Linked DNA regions of Homo sapiens: region 2 is linked to region 1. A link is a loop called in an ENCODE intact Hi-C map of the cell type or tissue named here. Cell type or tissue: mammary epithelial cell. All regions are shown on one strand.

Evidence for each region. Peaks named below come from ENCODE experiments on the same cell type or tissue, not always from the same donor. Only the 100,000 strongest peaks of a DNase experiment are listed, where the experiment ranks them.
Region 2: it touches region 1 in a loop (17-fold over the local background); 2 of 110 quality-filtered maps call a loop at or near these places.

The regions. Positions count from the first base shown.
Region 1 is chr2:160,349,158-160,357,157 of GRCh38, forward strand. All of the region lies in intron 2 of RBMS1 (RNA binding motif single stranded interacting protein 1), which reads right to left. Among named protein-coding and RNA genes, the nearest start is that of MIR4785, 55 kb to the right of the region's middle. In mammary epithelial cell, a CTCF peak has its summit at 4,199; DNase peaks (open chromatin) are centred at 2,954 and 3,554; H3K27ac peaks cover 1,981 bases.
Region 2 is chr2:161,058,973-161,066,972 of GRCh38, forward strand. No RefSeq gene overlaps it. Among named protein-coding and RNA genes, the nearest start is that of TANK-AS1, 97 kb to the right of the region's middle. RefSeq lists an enhancer at 1,175-1,344. In mammary epithelial cell, a CTCF peak has its summit at 4,908; a DNase peak (open chromatin) is centred at 4,899.

The sequences.
Region 1 (8,000 bases):
AAGAGTATTCTCATCTATTTATTAGCAATTCTGCCAGGAGAGAGGAAATGAGGTGGTACATGGCCACTTGCTTGTTTATTTCTGATCTCTGGTTTAATTTGCTGATGTCACCAATGAAGAGCCAGAGGCTAAAAGTATCTGATTATTTACCACTGCTTAATAGATGTATTTATTCGTAGCCTGCTTCATTACAAAAATGACTTGATGTGTTACAGAAATACACATAACAATAAATAGATGAAAAAAATCCAGGATGATAGAGAAGAATATGTATCATGTGGGAGGATAAAGTTTGTTCTTGTGGCAAATCCTAGAGCCTTCATTTTCAACACAGCCTTTCCCAGCACTGAGTAATCCACATTCACTACATTTTAGTTGCTCATCTCAGAGACAGAAAGAGAGAGAGAGAGAGAGAGAGAGAGAGAAAGGAAGGGAGGGAGGGAGAGAAATATGTACCCCAGGAATAGGTCATGAGTTTGGCTATCAAGATAAAAATGCCTCCGCAATTAGGGATTTGGGCTCATACCCAGCCTTCCTTTGTGCCATATAAAGCAGCATTTTATTCTTTCATTCAAAAATATTTACTGATTTTGCTTATAATAAGCAAAAATAAGCAAATTATACAATATGTTAGGGGATGGTATTATGACAATAGCACAAGCAAAGCGGGGTGGGGGGGTGGAGGGGGGTTGAGATTGAGAATGCCCAGGTGAAGTGGAGGCAGATTACAATTTTTTAAAGGGTGGCTGAAGTAAGCTGATGGAGAAGGTGACATGAGCAAGGTCCTGAAGGATATGAAGGAACAAGTCAGAAGGATCCAGGGGAGGAGCAGTGCAGGCAGAGGAGGAAAACCTGGTGTAAGGCACGTGGAAGGCCTGGTGCACTTAAGAAACACCAAGGAGTCCACTATGGCTGAAGTGAAGTGATGGAGGACAGTAAGGGGAGATAAAGTCAGAGAAGTTATGGGGAGAGGAGGCAGAAAATATAAGGTCTTGTAGCCATCGTAAGACAGCCTGGCAACCGTGTCAGTGTGGCAGCAGCACTCCGAGGACCCTGCTGATGGAAGTTTTAAACACTAACAGCATTACAAGTGGAGAATGGAAGACTGCCTAATCTGCTCCCATCCAAGATCATTTAGGAAGCATCTCCTCATTTCTCCTCAATGTGGTATTAAAATTCTTCTGCCCTGGACATTTGTCAGTGGTGGGACCCATGGAGTACATCTTGGTCTAGCAGTATCAGAGGTCAGAAAAACCATTACATCTGTGTAATAACAATGAGGTACAAATGAACAGCCCTGTAAAGAAATAAAAGCAATCCAGAAAGACTCACAACAGATATATCATTACTGTCTACACAAGCCAAGGAAACGCTGGTACTGTTAGGCAGACATTGAAAGGAAAGCAGGGGAGAGGAGGAAAAGAAAGGAATGAACAACAATGGCATGATGAACTGCTTCCAGAAGAATGTTCCTTCATGCTCAAGGCTGGGAATTTATCAAGAGGTTTATCAGGAACTCAGGTAGAGAATGAAGCAGACGGCTGCATAGTATTCCATGGTGTATATGTGCCACATTTTCTTAATCCAGTCTATCATTGTTGGACATTTGGGTTGGTTCCAAGTCTTTGCTATTGTGAATAGTGCTGCAATAAACAAACGTGTGCATGTGTCTTTATAGCAGCATGATTTAGAATCCTTTGGGTATATACCCAGTAATGGGATGGCTGGGTCAAATGGTATTTCTATTTCTAGATCCTTGAGGAATCGCCACACTGTCTTCCACAATGGTTGAACTAGTTTACAGTCCCACCAACAGTGTAAAAGTGTTCCTATTCGCCATAAAAAAGGATAAGTTCATGTCCTTTGTAGGGACATGGATGAAGCTGGAAACCATCATGCTCAGCAAACTATCTCAAGGACAAAAAACCAAACACCGCATGTTCTCACTCATAGGTGGGAACTGAACAATGAGAACACTTGGACACAGGAAGGGGAACACCACACACCGGGGCCTGTCGTGGGGTAGGGGGAGGGGGGAGGGAATAGCATTAGGAGATATACCTAATGTAAATGACAAGTTAATGGGTGCAGCACACAAACATGGCACATATATACATATGTAACAAACCTGCACATTGTGTACATGTACCCTAGAACTTAAAGTATAATAAATAATAAAAAAAAAAGAGAGAATGAAGCAGATGCATACCTCACAGGAGGTTTAAAAGTCAGAACCAATACTTTTAAATTGTGATTTATTAAGCAGGCAAAATACAGGTAATACAAACCTCTGCATATGAAACACATATCCAGGCAAGTTGCTGAATGTTTCCTGTCTTCAAATAATTAAAGGCGGGGCAATTAATTCAATGCCAAAGTAAATTCCTACCAAGAATGGGTATAAGAAAAATCACATTTTAAAAAACTTTCAACAAAGATGTCAATCAAGCTAAAAGTTGCTAGAAATCATGATTTTGAGTATTTGCTGACTTTAATGTTTACTGACAGTCCAGGAAACTGTTGTGCATCCACTAATTTCTTTGCAGGGCCATTAAGAGAAGGGACCAGATTCTCCTTTCCAATGGAAATGCATTAGATATCCAAAATATCAGCATTCCCAAGTGAGCCACTTTGATAATAAAAATAACGATTGCTATACAAACTGAAAAAAGAAGGTGACTAAGCAATGTTCCTTCTGTGATTTTAAGGGTAGTCAAACAGAGAGCATGAGAAACATTTGCTTCTACCTCTTTCCCCAAAAAGTTTGAGGCTGCTGGCAAAAATATATGCAACACCACAAGACAAAAATAGATATAAAGTTCAAGGTAAGTGAAGAAAAAATCAACCCAGGAGTAGTTTTTCCACAGACACATGAACCTGAAAGTGAGATCCTGCAGAGCTGCTAATGTTGGATGCAAAGCTGACTCATAACTTCTTAGTAGTGAACATAGGGAAATACAACATTACGAAATTGAGTATTCATTAGAGTAAAACCAGGTCCTGGGCTTAAGAGAAGTTCTGTTTTTCCCAGCTCTAATGCCGGAAGGAGCGTCTTCCTGTGGTTCCTCCTAAAAGCCATACTCTATGTGCAATGCACGGTCAAGGGATCACCTGGGGCCCAAGTACTGGAATTCTACAAGGGCAAATAGCTATGTGGTTAATGCACAAGGCTTTCTGATAATATTGCTGCATCCAGGGATAAATGGCACATTCCTTGGAACAGTGGCTACCAAATTAGGCTCTGAAGAAGTACTTTAGGGGTTCCATCAATTTTCCATATGAATATTTTGTATTTAAAGACTTCTTAGCCTTTAAGTACAAAAACAAATAATAGGAAATGCAGGCAAATATATAGCACAACAAATGTTAACTTACTGATGACCACATCTACATTAAGTTGCTTCAAGTGCTGACACTAGACAAATGTATCTCCTGCTATCTCTTTGTATAAGTGAGTCACCGATTAGGAAAGTTGTAACTCTGCGTTGGTATTCTTTTGGAAATTCAAGTCTGCACATGTCCGTTCATATAAAACTGTACAAATGACCTACACATCCATCATGCTCAAACAAATGCCAGGCCAAGAGCAGGTACAACTAGTTGGCACACACCCTCACCATGATCTAATAGACAGCTGTATAATACTAAAGTGCCTACCGCGTTGCATCATGATAAAGTGACATCATTGACTGGTACTGATGCTAAGTTTTGGGTGCTTCTGGTCTGACTTTTATATCTATTATGAGGCACGTGAATAGCTGTATTATTATGAATTCAATGTTGAGGCAAAAAAATTATTTCCAGTTTCTATTAAGATTAATTCAAGGGGATATCAAGACAAAATGAGCTTGTTAAAAATTAAAACCTTTTGCAGCTGCATAAGGATTTTCCAAATGTCATACAACCAAAACAAAATACAGAAATAAATTAGGTATGTTACTGATACTGTTCTGCAACTGTTATCCACATTTTTGAGTTTATCAAAACTGTCTCACTGTTCTCCCTGATAAGTTTATAAATGTAAATTTGTACTTATAAAGCATATAATTAAAAATACCACTTATAAATATTTTTGTATATAGTTTTGTTGAACATTTTTTTAAAACTACACTTGCTGGACTAGTTCTCTTAAACATGTCAGGAGATGCTGATTCTGTCAACCCTTGGAGACTGGGTGGGGCCTGTCACCTCCAGCAATGACCAGCCTCATCCATAGGTGGCAATCCAACATAATCTAATTCAATGCCAATATAACATAATACAAATATTATCCTTTCCTCTGTCTGCCAAGTTGGGAAGCTCTGTGATGAACAAAGAAACTCCAAATCCTTCATACAATTCTTCATAAATCTTATTTCTTCGAAGAGCTTGTGTCAAGACCTGCCCAGTGGAGAGGACAAAGTTAAGTTCTTTGGCAAGAAACTGAAGTACAGATATTTCATCCTCATGATAAAGAGCAGAGTTAAGTGTAACATTCACTTGTGAAAAGTAAAGTGGCAAATCAAGAAGAGTGGATATTTCAGGAGATATGGACTCTTTTCCCAAGCCTGCCCCTTCCTAGTTTTGTGACTCCAAAAAGGTCATTTAACCTTCCCTGAGCCTCAGCTTTTTCAGTTATAACATAAAAAGACGAAATCAAGCTCTCAACTGGGATTGACCATTAGAAGCTTTAAAAAAGCTTCCCAGTAGCAGTAACATTAATACATGCCAAAAGTGTTCAGAGCACTTGACATTAACCCACTTAGTCCCTACAAGAACCCTACGTTGCAGATATTATGATTATCCCGACTTTATAGGTAAGGAAACTGGGGCACAGAGAGGTTGAGAAATTTGCTCAAACAAGAGGCGGGGCCAGGTGGAAAGCTCTGAGCCTGTGCTCTTTAGTATAAGTGCCTGTTATGCTGTTTCTCCATTAAGTATCTCTCTGTCTTCTGACTCCTGAATCTATAGAAGGACCTGACATGTAAATTTTGATTCTGGTGCGTGTTCCTCGTTAACAGCCACTTGACTAGAAGAGATGTAAAGTTCTGTAATTCAGACTAGAGATGAAAAAAGTTCAATAAACTTTTTAATTAAATAAATGCTCAAATTCTTGTGCCTCAAAAATCAGAGCCAAAATTAAATAAGTATGGCTTTTAAAAGGTAATTGCATGCTGTCAAACTTAAACTAAGGGTAATGAATAGGGGTGGTGGAGGAAAATCTAAGAAACAAAATATTATCTAGCCAGCTACACAGGGGCATTGAAATAGGTTAAGCATTGGAGCAAAAGCTATGCCTCATATTAAGGGACAGTGAAAACAATTCCACAATTTATGGCCTGGCTTTGAAGGTGAAGATGAAACACTTTGGAAGCCCACTTGGAAAGCATCAGTGCTCCTGTCCAAATGGGCTAGCAGGCCCAATTTGTTTCGAGGACCACAAATGAATGTCTCTTTGTTTCATCTTTAAAGAACTAGTCCTTATGCTGCAGGAAAGTGTCCTTTGTAAATCTGGAAATCTAAAGCTGTACATGCAAATGCTGATACTCAAACACATGCTGATCTCCCATGCAGATTCCTTTATTAACATGTGACACTTAACAGAGGCAAGAAGATGCTATGGCACAAAGAAAAAATGAGGGAGACAAGTGGTCCTGGCCCCTTAAGCAATTTAGACAAGCGTTAAGTCTGGCATGGCCAAGTTAGTAAGCGCATAGACAGGCAAGAGGAGAGAAAGTCCATGTGCCCTGGCAGCACCATAAACTTGGTCAGGATTGTTTGTGCTGTGAGTCTACTTTCTCGCTAATTCTAGATACACCATTTATGGAAACTCATCTTCCTTTCCTCCCACTCAGTTCCACGGCTCTCTCACGAAATTTCGTCTCAAAAGTCTCCAGTTTGAAGTCAAACAATTCTAATCAAGGGAGTTGCAAACACTTTATTAAATAAAAAACAACTTTTCAAATAATTTATACACCTAAAACAAAGTATAAACATCTAAGAAAATAATTAAGTATTGGAGATCACTGCTGACCATACAGGCTATCTCGACTGAGAGTTTCGAATCCACTATAAATAATCAGTGAGTAATAAACAAACAGAACACCTGTTTCAGCTGACAGAATGTTTAATTACTAGTCTCTCTTCTGCACTGAAGATTCAACAGCCTGGAATTCATGCATTACTTCTTTCTGTTTAATAGCCACACCAAAAGTACACTAACTCATAAAGCAAACAGGCACTCAATTTGCAGTTTCCCCTGAGAGTAGATGAGAATTTCCAGGTAAGAATAAAAACAAACTCTTTCTCCTGATCCCTATATTTGTTAATGATATCAAATTCCCAGTTTCTTAAGACTCCAAATCTTATACTCATCTTTGAACCACATTCTTCCTCTACCCTCCCTCTGGCCCACATTCTATCAAGGACAAACCTTGGGGCAGCATGTATCACCCACCTTCTCAGTGAAGTACAAGTCCTCTTCTGGTGTTAAAGATTCCCCCCATCATGGCATCAGTGAATACCAGACAGGGCAGGTAGGCAAGCTAGTCCTGTCTTCAGTGCTGGGGTGGGGCTGCCTAGCTCATCCTGAAGATTCATTCAAATGCCAAACTTTGCCTGATGCCCCCCATCACATGCAATCACTCCCTACTTTGTAATCTCAGTAGTAACTTTCTATCTCTCACATTCTGATCTACATTATGTGTGAAGTTCATTTTCTACACCTCCTTAAAGGTGGAAAATGTCTCAGTGCAGTATCTAGAAAAATCACTGGCATAATGTCTAATAAATATTTGTTAAATTACAAAAAAAATGGGATTCACCATTCACTTCTCCCCGAAGTGTCTTGATCTTATGTTTTAATCAGATTTATACTTACAGCAAAACTATAATGTTCTTATATGCCCATTATTTTCTAAAGCAGTATTAGGACTTGTAAGACAGTGACCCCTAAAAAATTGTTTCTTTTCATATATGCACAAACCCTCTCAGGCGCCTAGCAAATGACAAGTTGGATACCTTCTCTATGCTGTGTAATCTTGGGGAGCTGCACATTAGACAGCTAACCAGGAGCTGAGTTTCATATGACCAGCTATGCTAAAAGGGATTATTTTGCTAGATGTCAGGAAAGACAGGTTCCTCCTCTATCCTCCTGCCTTTATTTTGAGTTTTTTATTTTATTGGCTATTCAAGTGGACATAAGAAAAGGTGCTTTTTCTAATAAAATCTTGTTAAATCTATCATGGCCCAATATCTCTTAGGGTCCTGGAGAAATTAGTCTATTGTAGTTTGTGGTGCTGATGAGGAAGCAAGGGTGCTGATGAGGTAAAGAGGAAGTTAATAAAGTAGCATTCAGGGTACACTTGGAGAGGCAGAAAGCACAGTGGTTCAGAGGATGAGCTCTGGAGTCAGACTGTCCATTCTTAAGTTCTGGCTCCACCATTATCAGCTGTATTATCCTAAGCAATAAGAAAAAGAAATATCTTTCAACTTCATTTTGTTCTTCCTCCATGTTATGAAGCAGCAAGAAGGCCCTCACCTGATGCCAACATCATGCTCTTGGACTTTCCAGCCTCCAGAACCATAGCCAAATTAACTTCTTTCCTTTATAAATTACCTAATTTGTGGTATTCTATTATAGCAGCAGATAACAGACTAAGACAGAAAATTAGAGATGATAATTTTGCTCATAAAACTCTTCTAAGGGTTAAATAATAAAATACTTGGCATAGTTATCGGGAGACAACAAGCATTAGACAATTTTTGGCTGCTAGCATTATTTAGATGTTTACACATTACACAGAATTTTTTTTCACATGCATTTATTATGAACTAAAGATGAAGGGAAAAGTTATACATTTCTGAGATTCAACAGTAACTCAATAAGGAAATTCTACATAAAACCAAGCACAACTGCCAAATAAAGATTTTAGAGGCTTTTATTCCTGATGACAGTACTTTCACCTTCGTATAATGGTTAAATATCCCCAAGCTGCTGCTACAGAAATCCAAGGCTCATA
Region 2 (8,000 bases), 710 kb after region 1:
TGTGCATTCTCCTAAGAGGAATCAGATTCCACAGACGTTCAACATGCCAAGGGCAGACTTGACTCTGGTTTAGACACAGAAACCAAGAACACTTAGCTCTAGGAATCCTTCTCCCAGGGAACAACACTTATCTTGGTGGCTCTTTTAGGTATTAAGGATAAATCAGAGAACACTTGGGTGACCAGGAATAAAGAAGCAGCTACTACATCAGTCTCCAGATAAAACCCTAACTCCAAGGAATTTTCCATGAGGCTATTATGACCTGGGCTCCAGCTGGCACTGAACTGTGACCCACCCTGACTCCATCTACCATCCCAACCTCCAGCGCCAGGCTACTGCCACAGGCCTTGCATCCTCACCTGGTCAGCTAAGCTTATTGTTCCCATCTAGAACAAGGAATGCTGCCTAGTCCATCAGATGTGAGGGTTTGATTTTCAAATATCATCTTTCTTAACATTGAACAACATGTGTTTGTACTATAGCAAAAGAAATATGAGTGTGTTCTGGAAAAGCAAACTGCTAGCCTCATCTGAGGCAGGCAATGGGGACAGACATAGTCAGTGTTGGCAATGAGTGGCACAGGGGTTTGGCATAGGTCAGAGAAGGTTGGACACAGCGTGGAACAAGAAGTTGCCTTGTAGTCAAGCCAAGTTAGAATGGCCTGACACCAGAGCAGACAGAGGCCAGGGATCAGGCACTGGTTCATCAAGGAGGGAGAGCTCCAGGCAGAGACAGTCCTGTTTGTGTTCTAGATTTTTATTAGTGAAATTGACCTAGAAGCTTGTAACTTCTAGACTTCTAACTTCAGAGCTTTATAATTCCAGCATTACCTCAGACTCCTCTTGGAGGAGAATCTCTAGATTCTAGAGAAACCATAGTCTTTGTATGCCAGCTGTAGAACTCATGAAATTGGAAAGCATCCTTATGCCCCTATGAATATCTGGTTCCATTTAGTAGGAAGAACAATTGTCTAGCCTGACTGATGCCCCCAGAGAAACACTGTATCTTCATGAAATCATAACCTCATTATCCTTAGAAAATTTAAGAGAATTCAAATTTTCCCCTTCTATTCTTTTCCCCTTTCTCCTCTTCTAAGGCAGGAAGTTAGCATCAGGCTAAAATCCTAAAATATTTAGAGAATAGGCTATTAGAAGGGTGCTGCAAACTGGATTATTGATGCAAACACATGGTCAGGATAAATACGGGGAATGTTTGAAAAAGATACAGGTCTTGAACATACAAGACCTCTGTAACTCAGCCCTCAACACGTATCTGTGGCCATGACACACATGCCTCAATGGCATGTTCAGATTTTAGGATCTGGCCTTGACAAATAAGCACAATGTCAGTGGTGTGGATGCAGGGGAGAAATTCTACTGTCCACTCTCTTGATCCTTGAGGATAAAACGTAGTGTTCTCATGAGTTTCACTAAGGACAGCTCTATTGTAGTAAAGTAAATCATGTCACTTTCAGGCCTTGGAATTCACTTAGAGACAAAAATATATATTTACAATCATCTAGGAACTGTATCCCATTTCTACTCAGTGCTTCAGTACTCTTCATAAGCATCCACAGAAGTCCCTATCTCCTGCACAAAACCAATGAACAACAATTACACTAAACATTCTAAGCCTCCTCTCACTCTCCACTTTTATCTAGAAAACTAACAAGAATTTAAGTCCTATGTTGACCCAACAATGAGTTATACGATGGGGCAGAACACACTCGTATCTCCTTTTCTTGAAATCCTTGTGGAAAATGCATATAATGTCACAGATGGCTTAACAACCTCATAAACAAGACCTGAGAATTTCTAAAACTCTTTAGTTCCTTGTAAGAAAGCCCACATTCCTGTGAAATACAAATAGCTACACAGACATGCCCTGAACCAAAACTTTATTTCCATTTCAAGGAAACTGACACAAAATATCACTCTGAAATGTAGACCTAAGAAAAATTGCAACCCAGATGTTCCATTTTCCTCTCAGCTGTGAATGCCTGAAGCAGGTCTTGCTAATCCTGAGTGCAGGTGAGAGCCGAATTATAATAATGGAAAACACCTGTTGACTCAAACCTCCTCTACTCTAATTTTGACACACTGGCCCCAGGTGGGCCTTTATCACAAAGCACTGGCTCTTCTTCTTTGCTAATAGAAGAGCATCATGAACAGATATGGTCAGAGTAATCTCCAAGAAAGGATTACAATTAAAGCCTCTGGACTATTCCAAGGGTGTCTGTAATAGTTAATATTGAGTGTCAACTTGATTGGATTGAAGGATGCAAAGTATTGTTCCTCATTGTGTCTGTGAGGGTATTGCAAAGGAGATTAACATTGGAGTCAGTGGACTAGAAGGAGACCCACCTTCATTCTGGGAGGGCATCATCTAATCAGCTGCCAGAGCAGCCAGAATAAAGCAGACCAGAGAACATGGAAGGACCAGATTTGCTGTGTCTTCCGGCCTTCATCTTTCTCCCATGCTGGATGCTTCCTGCCCTCAGTCATCAGACTCCAAGTTCTTCAGCTTTTGGACTCTTGGACTTGGACCAGTGTTTGCCAGGGGCTCTTGGACCTTTGGCCACAGACTGAAGGCTGCACTGTCAGCTTCCCTACTTTTAAGGTTTTGGGATTTGGATTGATCAACCACTGGCTTCCTTGCTCCTCAACTTGCAGATGGCCTATTGTGTGACTTCACCTTGTGATCGTGTGAGTCAATTCTCCTTAATAAACTCCCTCTCATATATACATCTATCTTATTAGTTCTGTCCCTCTAGAGAACCCTCACTAATACAATGTCTCTCTGATATTCCACCATCTCTGTTCCCTGATAAATTCTCCTTTCCACTTCTTGCAAAGCTTATCTCTGGCTTATTGATGCAAGCCGATGGTCAGGATAAATACGGGGAATGTTTGAAAAAGACACAGATCTTGAACATACAAGACCTCTGTAACTCAGCCCTCAACACGTATCTGTTTTTCTCTTATTTTATCTAGGAATTAAAGTGAAACTTGTGGGGAAGAGGAAGCTACGGCTCATATTTCAAGGACTTGCAGCTGGAAGAAGACATCCACTGTTTTCCACCCTTTTCCCCAGCAGAAACCATCTCTATCCACCTCCCAGACCCTATTTATTGTATTTATTATCTGTGATGCACTTCACACACTATATGTAGTAGAGTTCCCTAAGATTCCCTTTAATTCATTGTTTCAATAACACATTTATTGAGCACTTATTATGACAAATCAATATATTAAAATGTTTCTCTTCACATGTGGTTTTGTGGAACACACACAAAATATGAAAGACCTGTTATCTGAATATTCTCATCTCTGGGCCATAAGAACTCAAACAGCCAAAAGAGCAATCAACGATTCCTTGTTCACTACTCACTTGCAAAATCTGTTTTAGAAATGAAACAGGATAATCTATCCAGCTGATAATCTAAAGTGAGTTATGTACCTTTTAGCAAAGTCTGGCCCAATGTCCCCCTTCTTATATTTCTTGGCTTTGGTTGGTTTTGTTTGTTTCTTGTGGGTTTTTTTTTTTTTTTTTTTTTTTGCCATTTTCTTTTCTCCTTTAAAATAACAGACATGGTAATTCATTTGTGATGCACTGAGAATCTTAATCTGGCACCAGCATTACTGGTAAGTTGCTTCCTTTCAGCATGAGATAGGACAGCTTACACTTGCTACAATGTATAAGACAGCCATTTTCATGCTTATACACAATAACAAGCTAAAGCTCACATTTTTTAACGTAACATCTGTGTTGCTTTCTCAGAAAAACAAGTAAAAACATGATGGTTTATTTTGGATGTGGAGGAGAAAGAATTCCAACAAACCACCATAGCAAAACACCCCAGTTAGCTTAAATGTTTTGGAGGATTTGGGGTGGGGAGAGGGGAGTACAGAAGAGAAATAATTACCTGTTTATTATCTCAGAGTCAAATTATAACAATTCACTAACTGAATCCAAGAATCACTGAATTCTAATTGACCTAGGATGCTGGGCAATGAAAAAAGGCTGGGACTGCTAAATTCAATGTTATGAGAGTATATCGTAATTTGTCATATTGTCCTTTTTCTTCCTTAATTTTCTAATAAGAACCCCTCTAGTTGAGCAATTTCTTTAGGGCCACTTAATGTTCTCATATAGGGGGCTTGGCTGTTGCAGAGTTTCTTGGTCAATGGGAGACTGATTGTACAAGCCAGCCCCAGAAGTCTGGACCTCCCTTGCTCTGCACTCATTTACCATGTGGTGTTACACAAGCGAAAGAGCAGCCAAGTCTCTCATTTAGAGCTAACTTTCATAGCCAAACAAAAGACAAATCTCCTATTAATCAAGAGCTGCACAGTCTTTGAGTTGAAGATGGTAACAGCTGTGCCAATACAAAGGAAAATATTTTCTGCATTATCTGCTTAATGTAAAGGCTGTGTAACATCTGTGCACAGGGCCGATTGCTAGAGTGCACTGCATTTTTAGCAAGGCAGCCAGAACTTCCAACAGGAATATGCCATTCAACCGGCAAATGCAGCAGAGCTCTTACATCATCTCGAATTTTCCCAAGAAGCTGACATTTTCAAATATGTAAGAGGCGCACCTTCAGCCCTTTCTACTTGTCACTTTTGATGTTTTGATTCTGGCTGCAAAAATCACAATTGCTATGATCTCCCTTCACTTTGGCTTGCCTGTTCTCAGCATTACTAGCTTTAAGGCTGCCAGACAGAAAGCTGTTGACTTTCCCTCTGAGACAGACAATGGCTTAACATGTAATCACTGGCCCCTCTTCTTCCCAACTCGATGTTTATTGCTAGCCTGTTGGCACACCCCCCAGACTGACTGTACCGGTTCTTAGTCTGAAAAGCATTCATCAGTCTTCACATTTCCAAGAGAAATGCCCCCTCTTGTGGTGTTTGCTGAATACTGCAGTCCTCGCTTCCAGCAAGAGAGCTGTGACACCCCACTTCCCACATAGACATGTGAGGAGACTAGGAACTCCAGTCCACCCAGTATTGAAAATTTTTAGCTTTTTGCTGTGACAGCTGAATCCTCTCTAACTGCATCAGGCTTTCAGATATAGATTGAACCGTATGAAAGTGCCAACAGTCAACCATTTTTGACCAATAAAGCAGCAATTTCATATAGTTCAATGTAAGCTAGGGAGGGAACTTCTTAGCTGAGCCCTGTGAATGGCAGCCAAGAGTGGAAATCTTTTCTACTCTAGTAACTACATTGAGGCACAATAAGGTAGAAAGGCAGTTCAGTATATTATCTCTATAATAAATAAACGTTTTTCAAGCCCTATATGCTAGACACTTTGCCAAGTTATGAACATAACCTTGTTAAGTTTCTTGTTCAATTGGCAGTTGATCATAAGGGCAAACTTAGAAATTTGGACGTTCTAGATTTGTCATTTGTTTATTAGGGACCATTGGTAAAATAAATGGCAAAATTATTTCTACCCCAGCACAAGCAGCTAGTTCTCTGAACAGTTTACTGGTCTCAATGCAAATAAATGTAAAATGGGGTGCTGTAGTTCCATCTGTAGATGTAATTATTTTGTAAGTATCCTATTTGTTTTTAATATGAGACAATAAATAGTGTGATTATGTCAAGTAATCTTTTTCAGCAATGTCAATTCATCATGCTAGCAAATTCTAAAAATAAAATTTTAATTATGTAATATTTAATATCACTGATGTCAAATGGGAACATCTGTAACCTCATATCAGAGACTCTTTATAATAAATAAATAGTTCCTAGAAATCAATAAGAAAAATCAACAACTCAGTATTGCAAAGAATGTTATTAGATGATTCACACATTTTTTAAAAAATGGTTTTAAACACAGGAAAGATGGTTGACTTCACCCAAAATTAGAGCTATGAAAACTAAACTGACATCAAAATATTATATTTACCTTTCAGCCTGGCAAAATTTAAAACTTTGTTCACACCCTCTTGGCAAAGTTATGAAGAAACAGGCACTCATAACATTTCTACTCTAAGTATAAATTGACACACTTCCTAGAAAGTACAATTTAACAAATTAACCACATCACAAATACATATACTACCAATGCAGAGCATTTCCAAGATAAATTATTTGGAGAAAAAAATAAAGGTATGGAACCATATGCATAATATGGTACTTTTTAGTTACAGCGGAGAGAGGATAACATTTTTTTTTTTTTTTGACAGAGTCTCATTCTGTCGCCCAGGCTGGAGTGCAGTTGTGCAATCTCGGCTCACTGCAACATCCACCTCCTAGGTTCAAGCGATTCTTGTGCCTCAGCCTCCCTAAAAGCTAGGATTATACGCACGCACCACCACACTCAGCTAATTTTCGTATTTTTTAGTAGAGACGGGGTTTCACCAAGTTGGCCAGGCTGCTCTCGAACTCCTGACCTCAGGTGATCTGCCTGCCTCGGCCTCCCAAAGTGCTGGGATTACAGGCATGAGCCACCAAACCCAGCCTAATATATCTATTACTATCTATTATCTAATAGTAATATACCTATTATCTAAAAATAACATAATATGCTTTATAAACATAAAGAAACTTTAGAAAAATGCCCATGAAAGTAATAACATTGGTCCATGGAAATAGACTAGGCAGATTGTGGAAAGAAAACATATTACTGCATTCTTATGTGGGGCTGGAGAAGGGGGGAAATACATGGAAATAGCACATATACATTAAATGTAATAGAATCATTTATGTCAGTAGGTTAAAAAAAAATCCCTCTTCTATCTTCAACAGATTTAATGATTGTGTGTTGATGCGTAGGAAAAGTGTAAGTAAAACTGTTTAAGGGCTTCCTTAACATTATTCCTTCATGATGAAATCTTGTCTGGCCCCAAACAAGCTAAGGGTGTCCCTTCTCAGCTCACTAGCAGTAACAGAATTCAAGACCTAGTGGAGTACCTGACCCCAAGATAAGAGCTCTGCTTGGTGCCCAACTTTTCTTCAAGACCTCAGGCCACTTTTAGCTCAACAGCAGATGTCCGACAGCCAGCAAATGAGCCAGTGTTGCTTGTTTCCATGTGAAATAAATTTAACTAATACTTAATAATTTAAAAGACAAGCAGTTCTCAGTCCTTCTGAGCCCTTTTCTTTCTGCTACTGTCAATATTCACGCATTAATTCATAACTCTGAGCACCTACTATACATTGCTTGCTGCTCTAGAAGCACCAGGTGGACCGCTCAAGAGTGCCCCCAAAACACCGCAGCTTAAATGACATATTCCAGGGTCAAGACTTAGCGGTGGGACTATTTCACTCCTTGTTGTTGACCTCCAGGAAGTTGAAATTTAGTGATTCACAGCTTAAGGGGGAGAGCATAAATAAGCCCACGCACAAACCCAGAAAGAAATCGAGTTAAAGGAGAGGACAAGATTGTTGAGCTTGGCAAAGTGATAAGTGGTGCATGAGCCTTTTGCCCCTAAAAACAGTGGATTTATTTTTAAGTACACACATGCATATACATCACTGACTAGACGTGTGACTGGGGCAGTCATTTCACTCTCCAACATTCCACATCTGTTCCCTAAAAAGTGAAAGAGCTTGAGTTAGATCAATGCTTCCCAACCTTTTTCCGTGATCACACCCCTACAGAGCCTTTTTAGACTCTTTTCCCATGTCACCCTCCATCATAAAATATCAATGCCACAGTTAAACTGTACAACTGAATATGCACTGTATGTATGTCTGCACTTTATACATAAAGAGTATTTTTTTACCTCCCAAGAGAATGCATGAATTATATCCACAAGAAGGATCTCCAAGATTCCTTCTTACTTTAAAACCAGGAGGATGGTGCAGTGTTGTGGAGAATAACTGTATGTACTTTGGTAACAGATGGATTTAAGTTCAAATCCTAACTCCACCTCTTGCTTATCACATGACCTTGAATATGCTATTTAACTTCTCTGATACTAAGTATCTTCATGTGTAAAACTGGTGGAATGATACCTTTCACAGAGGGTTGTCATAAACAT